Regions from separate parts of the Homo sapiens genome. Here region 1 is linked to region 2. The links are chromatin loops, found by intact Hi-C in ENCODE. Cell type or tissue: prostate gland. All regions are shown on one strand.

The links. Hi-C counts contacts between places; a loop is a spot of excess contacts. Peaks named below come from ENCODE experiments on the same cell type or tissue, not always from the same donor. Only the 100,000 strongest peaks of a DNase experiment are listed, where the experiment ranks them.
Region 1: it touches region 2 in a loop (5-fold over the local background); 1 of 110 quality-filtered maps calls a loop at or near these places.

The regions. Positions count from the first base shown.
Region 1 is chr20:5,729,844-5,733,843 of GRCh38, forward strand. No RefSeq gene overlaps it. Among named protein-coding and RNA genes, the nearest start is that of SHLD1, 19 kb to the right of the region's middle. In prostate gland, no CTCF peak of the experiment used is centred here; a DNase peak (open chromatin) is centred at 2,088; H3K27ac peaks cover 1,118 bases.
Region 2 is chr20:5,841,466-5,845,465 of GRCh38, forward strand. The region is part of intron 2 of SHLD1 (shieldin complex subunit 1); the gene reads left to right. Among named protein-coding and RNA genes, the nearest start is that of CHGB, 68 kb to the right of the region's middle. RefSeq lists an enhancer at 2,852-2,921. In prostate gland, no CTCF peak of the experiment used is centred here; a DNase peak (open chromatin) is centred at 2,036; H3K27ac peaks cover 877 bases.

The DNA of each region.
Region 1 (4,000 bases), 110 kb before region 2:
AAGTAGCTGGAACTACAGGTATGCACCACCACACCTGGCTAATTTTTTTGTATTTTTTTGTAGAGACGGGTTTTCACCATGTTGTCCAGGCTGGTCTCGAACTCCTGAGCTCAAGCAATCCTCCTGCCTCGCCCTCCCAAAGTTCTGGGATTACAGGTGTGAGCCACCATGCCCAGCAACACACCCCCACTTGTTGTTTTTGAGACAGTGTCGCTCTGTTGCCCAGGCTGGAGTGCAGTGGTGCAATCTCAGCTCACTCACTTGAGTCAGCTCACTTGATCAATCTCATCCTCGACCTTGCAGGCTTAAGTGATCCTCCCCCTCCAGCCTCCTAAGTAGCTGAGACCACAGATGTGCACCACCATTCCTAGCTAATTTTAAAACTTTTTTGTAGAGATAGGTTTCACTGAGTTGCCCAGGCTGGCCTTGAACTTCTGGACTCAAGCAATCCTCCCACCTCGGCCTCCCAAAGTGGTGGGATTACAGGCATGAACAGCTGCACCAGGCTTGTTGACACTTCTGACCCCAGGTTGTATGAAACAGTGATACATGCCATGTCAATAGACTATTCAAAACTCAAATATGATAACTGTGAAGTGGGAAGTTAGCCATGCCTCAATGCTACAGTTAGCTACAACTAAACAAATGGAATATTTTATTTTTCAAATCTTTGTTAGGGCATGTAAAAAATAGGATTCTCTTGAGAAAGGCCCAACTCATGTTTTCTGTGTGCCCATTTAGACTCACTTGTGCCCTTCTCCATCCTGCTGTGTCCCTGGGCTTCACTGCCTTCCAGCTTAAGAATTTGGCAAATGGAGAACCCTTGCAGGCAATCAAAGGGAATGAAGAGGGTGACTTTCCTCACAAATAACCTGCTACTCAAATCCTGATTCAAGGTCTTCTTCTGGGAGAACCCAGTCTAAGACAGCATGTATCTAGGAGCTGCCCCCTCTTTAGGATGGGTCCTTGCAGACTTGCTTGTACCACCCATAGCCGTCTGGACCCAAGTTGGGCACCTGGCCCATGCTGTACCCATCAGATTCTCTCTTTCTCTCTCTCTTTTTTTTTTTTTTGAGACAGTCTCACACTGTCACTCAGGCTGGAGTGCAGTGGTGCAATCTTGGCTCACAGCAACCTCCACCTCCCAAGTTCAAGCTATTCTCTTGTCTCAGCCTCCCAAGTAGCTGAGATTACGGGCGCACCACCATGCCTGGCTAATTTTTGTATTTTTAGTAGAGACAGGGTTTCTACTAAAACAGTCAGCCATGTTGGCCAGGCTGGTCTCAAACTCCTGACCTCAAGTGATCCACCTGTCTTGGCCTCTCAAAGTGCTGGGATTACAGGCGTGAGACACCGTGCATGGCCCTATCAGATTCTCTTTCCCTGAGTTTTTGTATGGGAACAGAGAGCACGTTGATTAGTGTCTGCAGAAGCCTGGAGCTTTCACATGTGAACTTGGAAACTTTGCAGGGACATAGTTTACCATGTGGGTAGGGAAAGCAAAGAAAGCCTTTCTGCAGAAAGGGAGAAAGAGAGAGAGACAGAGAGACAGACAGACAGACTAGGAGAGAGACAGGAGAATGGGCAAGAGAATAAGAGATGAGAGATTGCTTTCTGTTCTAGGGTCCCTCCCTTTCTGAAACCCTCCTACATCCAGCTCCTGGTCTGTGAATGCTGCCAATATATGTACAATAAATTCCCTATTGTCTCTCAAGCTAGCTCAAATAACTTCTATTACATATCACCAAAGAGTCCGTTAGTCCAGAAAAGCATCATAAAATTACACTCTGATTCTCAGTGAGCCAGAAAGTTCTGCCCTCACTATGCCCCTTGTAAGAATTTCCTTCTCACAGCCCTGAAAGGGCAATGATTGTTAATCTCCCCACAGGTGAATGAACAAGTCTTCCACTACCCTCCGGCATTCATAAAACCTGACTTGAAGACCTGGCTGGCCATAGAGTAAGGCCTTTGTGGTTCAAGACAATCCGGGGTGGAACAATGTATTTCCTAACTGCCTTAGCTAGAACTGCACAAGCTCATGAAGCAACCCCAAATTTAGAGATATGTGGCAGTAGGAGGGAAGGCAGGATATGCACAGGCAAGAACAGACTGTGATGCCAATTCTGCAAGCTTCCTGACTCCTGCTTGCTGTCTACCAGGGTTGCCAGATCCTCAGCCTCGCTGTCTTTGTGACTGGGCTGCTCGAAGCTGTGGCTATAACAGGCAGCTCTCAATGTCATGCTGACACTGGGGAGCAGCAGCACCTTGACACAAAATCTCTTCTTTCTCCCAGCCTGCCACAGTTCATGAGATCCTCATTATTGCGTTGTTCTTTTGCTTAAAGTATGATTGACAGAATGTCACTTTCAGAAGCACAGTGTATATTACAAAAGAACAGAAAGAAGACTGGAAGCATAGTCACTACCTATATGTTCTGCTGCTCTGGGCCATGGAGCTGCTCAATGACCCCAGGTTTGGTCGCCAGAACCCTCACTGCTACTTTATCCTCCATAGACATCCATCCACACAGACCTCTCCCACTGAAGTCCTGCCACCTCCCAGGAGCTCTTGCAGAGGCAGGGGCTGGATCCATCTCTTCTCCTAGTGTTGGGGGGTGAGTGTGTCCAGGGTGGGGAATCCATCATCGCACCCCTGATCTTATCCTAGAAAAAGAAAACTGCTTTCTCTTCCCTCTCTGGGACAATTGATATAATTCTTCTAGACAGACCAGCCCTCTTAAACAAAGGCCTGAGACTGGGGAATGTGTTCGGCCCCTATGTTCCTGGCCAAAGAAGCCCGGAAGTTTATCCTTTCGTTCCAGAATAGAGTGGCAGCAGGGAGATTTCTTTCTTGCTTTTTGGTGATGAGAGAAAGGATAGAAGCAAGGGATTACAGCAGAAACAATGAAAGGGCCGCAAACTCTGCTGGGCTTAGATTCATTCATTTGTTGAACAAATATCTGTTGAGTGTCTATACCAAGTACTGGGAATACAAAAACAAGGTCCTGCTCTTGTGAAACTTAGAGACTGAACAAGGAGATGGTTAGAAATCAGATAATCACTCCAAGACAGCGGTTTTCAACCAGGGGGCAATTTTGCCCTCCAGGGGACATTTGGGAGTATCTGGAGACATTTTTGTCACAACTGCAGGGGCTGCTACTGACATCTAATAGGTAGAGGCCAAGGATGCTGCTGAACAGCCTACAATACACGGAACAACCCCTGTACAATAAAGAATGATCTGGCCCAAAATGCCAATAGTGCCAAGGCTGAGAAACCCTGCACTAAGGCAGTGGTTATCAAAGTGTGCTCCACAGACAGGTGGCATCAGCATCGCCTGGGAACTTGTTGGAAATGCAGATTCTTCAGTCCTATTCTAAACCTACTGAATCAGAAATTCTGGAGGTGGAAGCCAGTGACCTATGTTTTAATGAGCCCTCCAGGGGATTCTGGTGCACACTAATGTTTGAGAACCACTTAATTAAGGAATGGAAGGGATCTATCATTACAAACGGAGACAAATGTTCTGAAGGAAAAGGACTGTACCAATGCTACTCACAAAGCGGATCGGCGGCATCAGCATCATCAGACAGCTCATTAGAAATATGAATTATTGGCAGGGCGCGGTGGTTCACGTCTGTAATCCCAGCACTTTGGGAGGCCGAGGCGGGCGGATCATGAGGTCAGGAGATCGAGACCATCCTGGCTAACACGGTGAAACCCCATCTCTACTAAAAATACAAAAAATTAGCGGGGCATGGTGGCAGGCGCCTGTAGTCCCAGCTACGCGGGAGGCTGAGGCAGGAGAATGGCGTGAACCCGGGAGGCGGAGTTCACAGTGAGCCAAGATCCTGCCACCGCACTCCAGCCTGGGCGACAGCGTGAGACTCTGTCTCAAAAAAAGGAAAGAAAAAGAAAAAAAGAAACACAAATCATTGTGCCCCATCCTAGACCTACTCAATCAAGGGGAGGTGGGTAGGGACCAGATCAAGAAAACCACG
Region 2 (4,000 bases):
AGTCATCCAGAATGACCAGTATAATTAGGTTATTTTTCATTTCTTTTTCTTCTTCATAGCATCCTTCAAATTTGTATTCCTTTTTAGGTTTATGCATTTATATGTGAAATGAAATTTATGGAGAACCTTAGATAACAGAAAATTCTAAAATGTTAATAAGGCAGTAAATGTTATCAGTAATAACTCCATGACTCATAATTTCTGCCTCTGTTTATCTTATGATTGGCATAATTTATTGACTAAAAGTACATTTAACTGCTTTCTTGAAGCTTAAACAGCTTCTTTCTCATGATCTCTTCAAAGAGTGAATATCATGAAAGAGTAGAAATAATTATTTTCCCTTTTTTCCAAAAGAGTGTTTGGAATAGATATCTTTGTCTGTGGGCCAATGGCTGCACACTCAGTAGTGCAATGCAGAGGCTATTAGAGCAGCACGCATGAGCTGAGTTAGGAAGATAAAGTTACTTAAAAAGCAAATGGAAATAGTTGACTATGGAGAAAGAGAACATTGTCTACAAAACATTAATAGCCTTTACAATTTTTATAAAACCAACCTAGAACAACTTTGAAGTTGAATGATTTTGCATAACTGGCTTATTATGGAATGAAACTTTCAGAAACAAAATATAGAGTGGAGATGAACTGTATACTTTTAAGATGATCACGTGTGATTTGAGATCAGAGTCTAGCATTGGAATACTGTTTCAAGGATAGCTGGACTACCTTGGTGAATTAAATAGATGTGTCACTAAAGGAATAGAAAACCTTGAAATTGTATGTAGCTCCTTCCTCTACCTTCAGATAAAATTTCTGTACATCAGCCTAAGTGGTAAGAATATTGTCTATTTCAAGCACTTTTAGAAAATGAGCTTTGGATATAAGGGCAATCTGGGTATGACATTTATTATTTTGGTCGATCTGGCCAGTTAAGAGACTGATGTCTTAACTCCTTCACCATTGCCTGCACGTCCCTAAGTTGGTAATTATTTTCTTGGAACTTTGAAGGTCTTGTTTCATTGCCTTCTTGTTTACAGAACATTGTGATTAATAAATTTGAGGATTTGTGCTTTATCAGTTCTGAGAAATTCCCACCCATTAACTCGTTGTCTCATTGTGCATTGCCTTTCCTTCGTTCTCTCTGTTAGCTCTTTCTGAAATTCCAATTACATGCATGTTGGACCATCTCACTTTGACTTCCATATCTCTTATTTTTTTCTCTATCTCTCTCTCTATGCTAAATTGTAAGTAATATCTTCAACTCTGATTTCTATTTTCTAATTATCTTTCCACTGGACTCTAGTCTTGTTTTACCTATTTGCTGAGGTATAAATACCTATTACTATATTTTTTCTTTTTCTGTAATTTAACATTTTCTCATTGTGCTTTTTGTTTATTTTTCTCATTTACCTGTTCATTTTTTGTAGTCTCTTGTTCCTAACTCAAACTTTCAACTTCCCATTTTATTTCTTTAACATATTAAGCATATTTGCCTTATATCCTGATTGTGTTAACGCCAATATCTGAAGCCACCATGGGCCTTGTTTGCTGGCTCACTTTGCTTACTCCCACTCGGTAAAGGTAGATTTGTTTTTTCCCTGTGCATTTTGAGCTCATGTTCAATGGAACTCTGTGTGGACGGTTTCTTTTGGTGTTTGGTTGAAAGTACATCCCTCTAAGGTTTACGCTTGCTTTCACTAGACATATGAGGGCATGTCAGTCTGGAACCATATTAAAATAAATAGCTGGCTTAGAGGTTTTTAGACCACAAAAATAGTTTCAATTTGAGCACAAACACATGTGAGTTCTGGCTCATGATCAATTGTTTTTTTCTTTTTTTTTTTTCCTTTTATTTTCTTTTATCAGGTTAAATCTTGGGGCAGATATTTCTTTTTTTTCTCTCTCTCTCTACCCAGAGCCAAGGCCAAGACAAGTTTTTGTTTGTTTTGTTTTACTATAACCTTTTACAAGGCGTATTTTGTTCTCTAGTTCACTTTTTCTCTGGTGGCGTAACTTCAGGGCTCTCAGCTTTATGTGGTGATTTCTTGTTAAGCACCCCCACCTTGCCATGGCCCTAGGCTTTGTGTCCTGAACCCTGTGTGGACGTTGAAGCTGACATGCTAGGTCTAGACACCAGCTCAGGGTTTGCAGACCTCTCAGAACTTCTATTCTCATTTTGCTTTTGGTCTGTACAGGCTTTCCTTGCTTTGTTACCAGCTCAGTCAAACATTTTAAAAGATTTTTCAAAAATATTTTATCCAACAGTTTTAGATGTTTGGTAACAGGAAGGATTTTCAGAATATCTTGTCTACCATATTCTTTTGTCAAAAATAAGTAACTATTTCTGTGACCACACTAGAGGTATCCTCGCGAAGGTGGAAATTCAATTCCATGTATTCCTCACTTCTAGCCCTTAATAACTCATGTTAGAAAATTTCCCAACACAAATGCATCCCAAACCCATCTTTCTCTGTCACTTAGCCTCAGTTTTCACTTGTCTTCTGTCTATATTCCTTTTCTGCGTAAGTTGTATCACGCAAATTTTAGATTTTGTGGCTTTTTTCCAGTTTCTTTGAGTTTTCTGTGTTCTCCAATGTTATGTGCTTCAGGAGAGAAGGCTCAAAGCTTTGCTCTCCTTAAATTCAAGTGTAAATGGGAGGCATGGGTGTTGAGAGTGATCTCCTATAACTGATCTCATGGTGTTTCCTTCTTGTCTTGCCCGTTTAATTCAGCGCTGTGATTCTGACTCAGCCAGCAGTCATTCTGTGAACTCTAGATCTTCTCTGCCTATTTTCACAATTTTTTGTTTTATTTTTAATGCTGCCTGTTTCTCTTCTTCAGTGTATTTACTAACTCAAACTTTTCCTGAAGCTCTTTGCTTGATTAATAGCTGTCATCAACTTACAAAAACCACTGCCACCATCAGGCTCTCTGGAGGTTGAGTCATTTCAGTCCCACCCACATCCTGGTGCAGGTCCCCCTTAGAGGGATGTGTTTGGGGATGGCTGGAGGGCTCTACCAGCCTGGGCTTCTGTGTTTGACACTCCCACACACTGAGGCACCTGCTGTTTCTGCCCACACTAGGATCATGTTTACTTTGCAGAGGGTGCACCAGGGACCTCTGTATAATCATAGTCCTCCTGCTGTGAGATGGGTAATGTTCACTATGATTCATCCCTTCAACTCTAATGCCAGGATGGGGCAGTAGCTATTGGTAAGGCTGATGTTCCTTCCAGTTACAGTTACAAATAAATGCTTGTTTGTCTGGAGTTTCCTTTTGATATAATATCTATCACTGTGTAGTAGACATATATATATATATATATATATATATATATTTTTTTTTTTTTGAGACACAGTCTCACTCTGTCGCCTAGGCTGGAGTGTAGTAGTGCGATCTCGGTTCACTGCAACCTCCGCCTCCTGGGTTCAAATGATTCTTGTGCCTCAGCCTCCCGAGTAGCTGGGACTACAGGTGCACGCCACCATGCCTGGCTAATATTTTTTGTATTTTTAGTAGAGATGGGGTTTCACCACGTTGGCCAGGCTGGTCTCAAACTCCTGACCTCAGGTGATCCACCTGCCTCGGCCTCCCAAAATGGTGAGCTTACAGGCATGAGCCACCGTGCCCAGCCAGACATATATTAATAGAAGCATTCACTATTCACTTTGAAAAATCCCAGACGTTAAAGAACAAGTACCTTAATACTCTAACAACTCTGCTGTGGGTACTATTCTTGTTACTAAGGTACTAATTATAAAGTATCTTTTATTTATTGAGCACTTAGCATGTGCTGGGCTTCCTGCTAATAAATCATTTAATCCTTACAAGAGCCCTATGAGGTAGGAGCTGTTACTAACCCCATCTTATAGATGAGGACATGGAGATTCAGAGATGTGAAGTAACTTGCCCAGGATCTCATAGCCAGTAAAGGACTTGCTAGGACTCAAACTCAAGGCTTCTTCCCAAGTCCATGCTCACAGACATCTCTTCTCTTAGGAC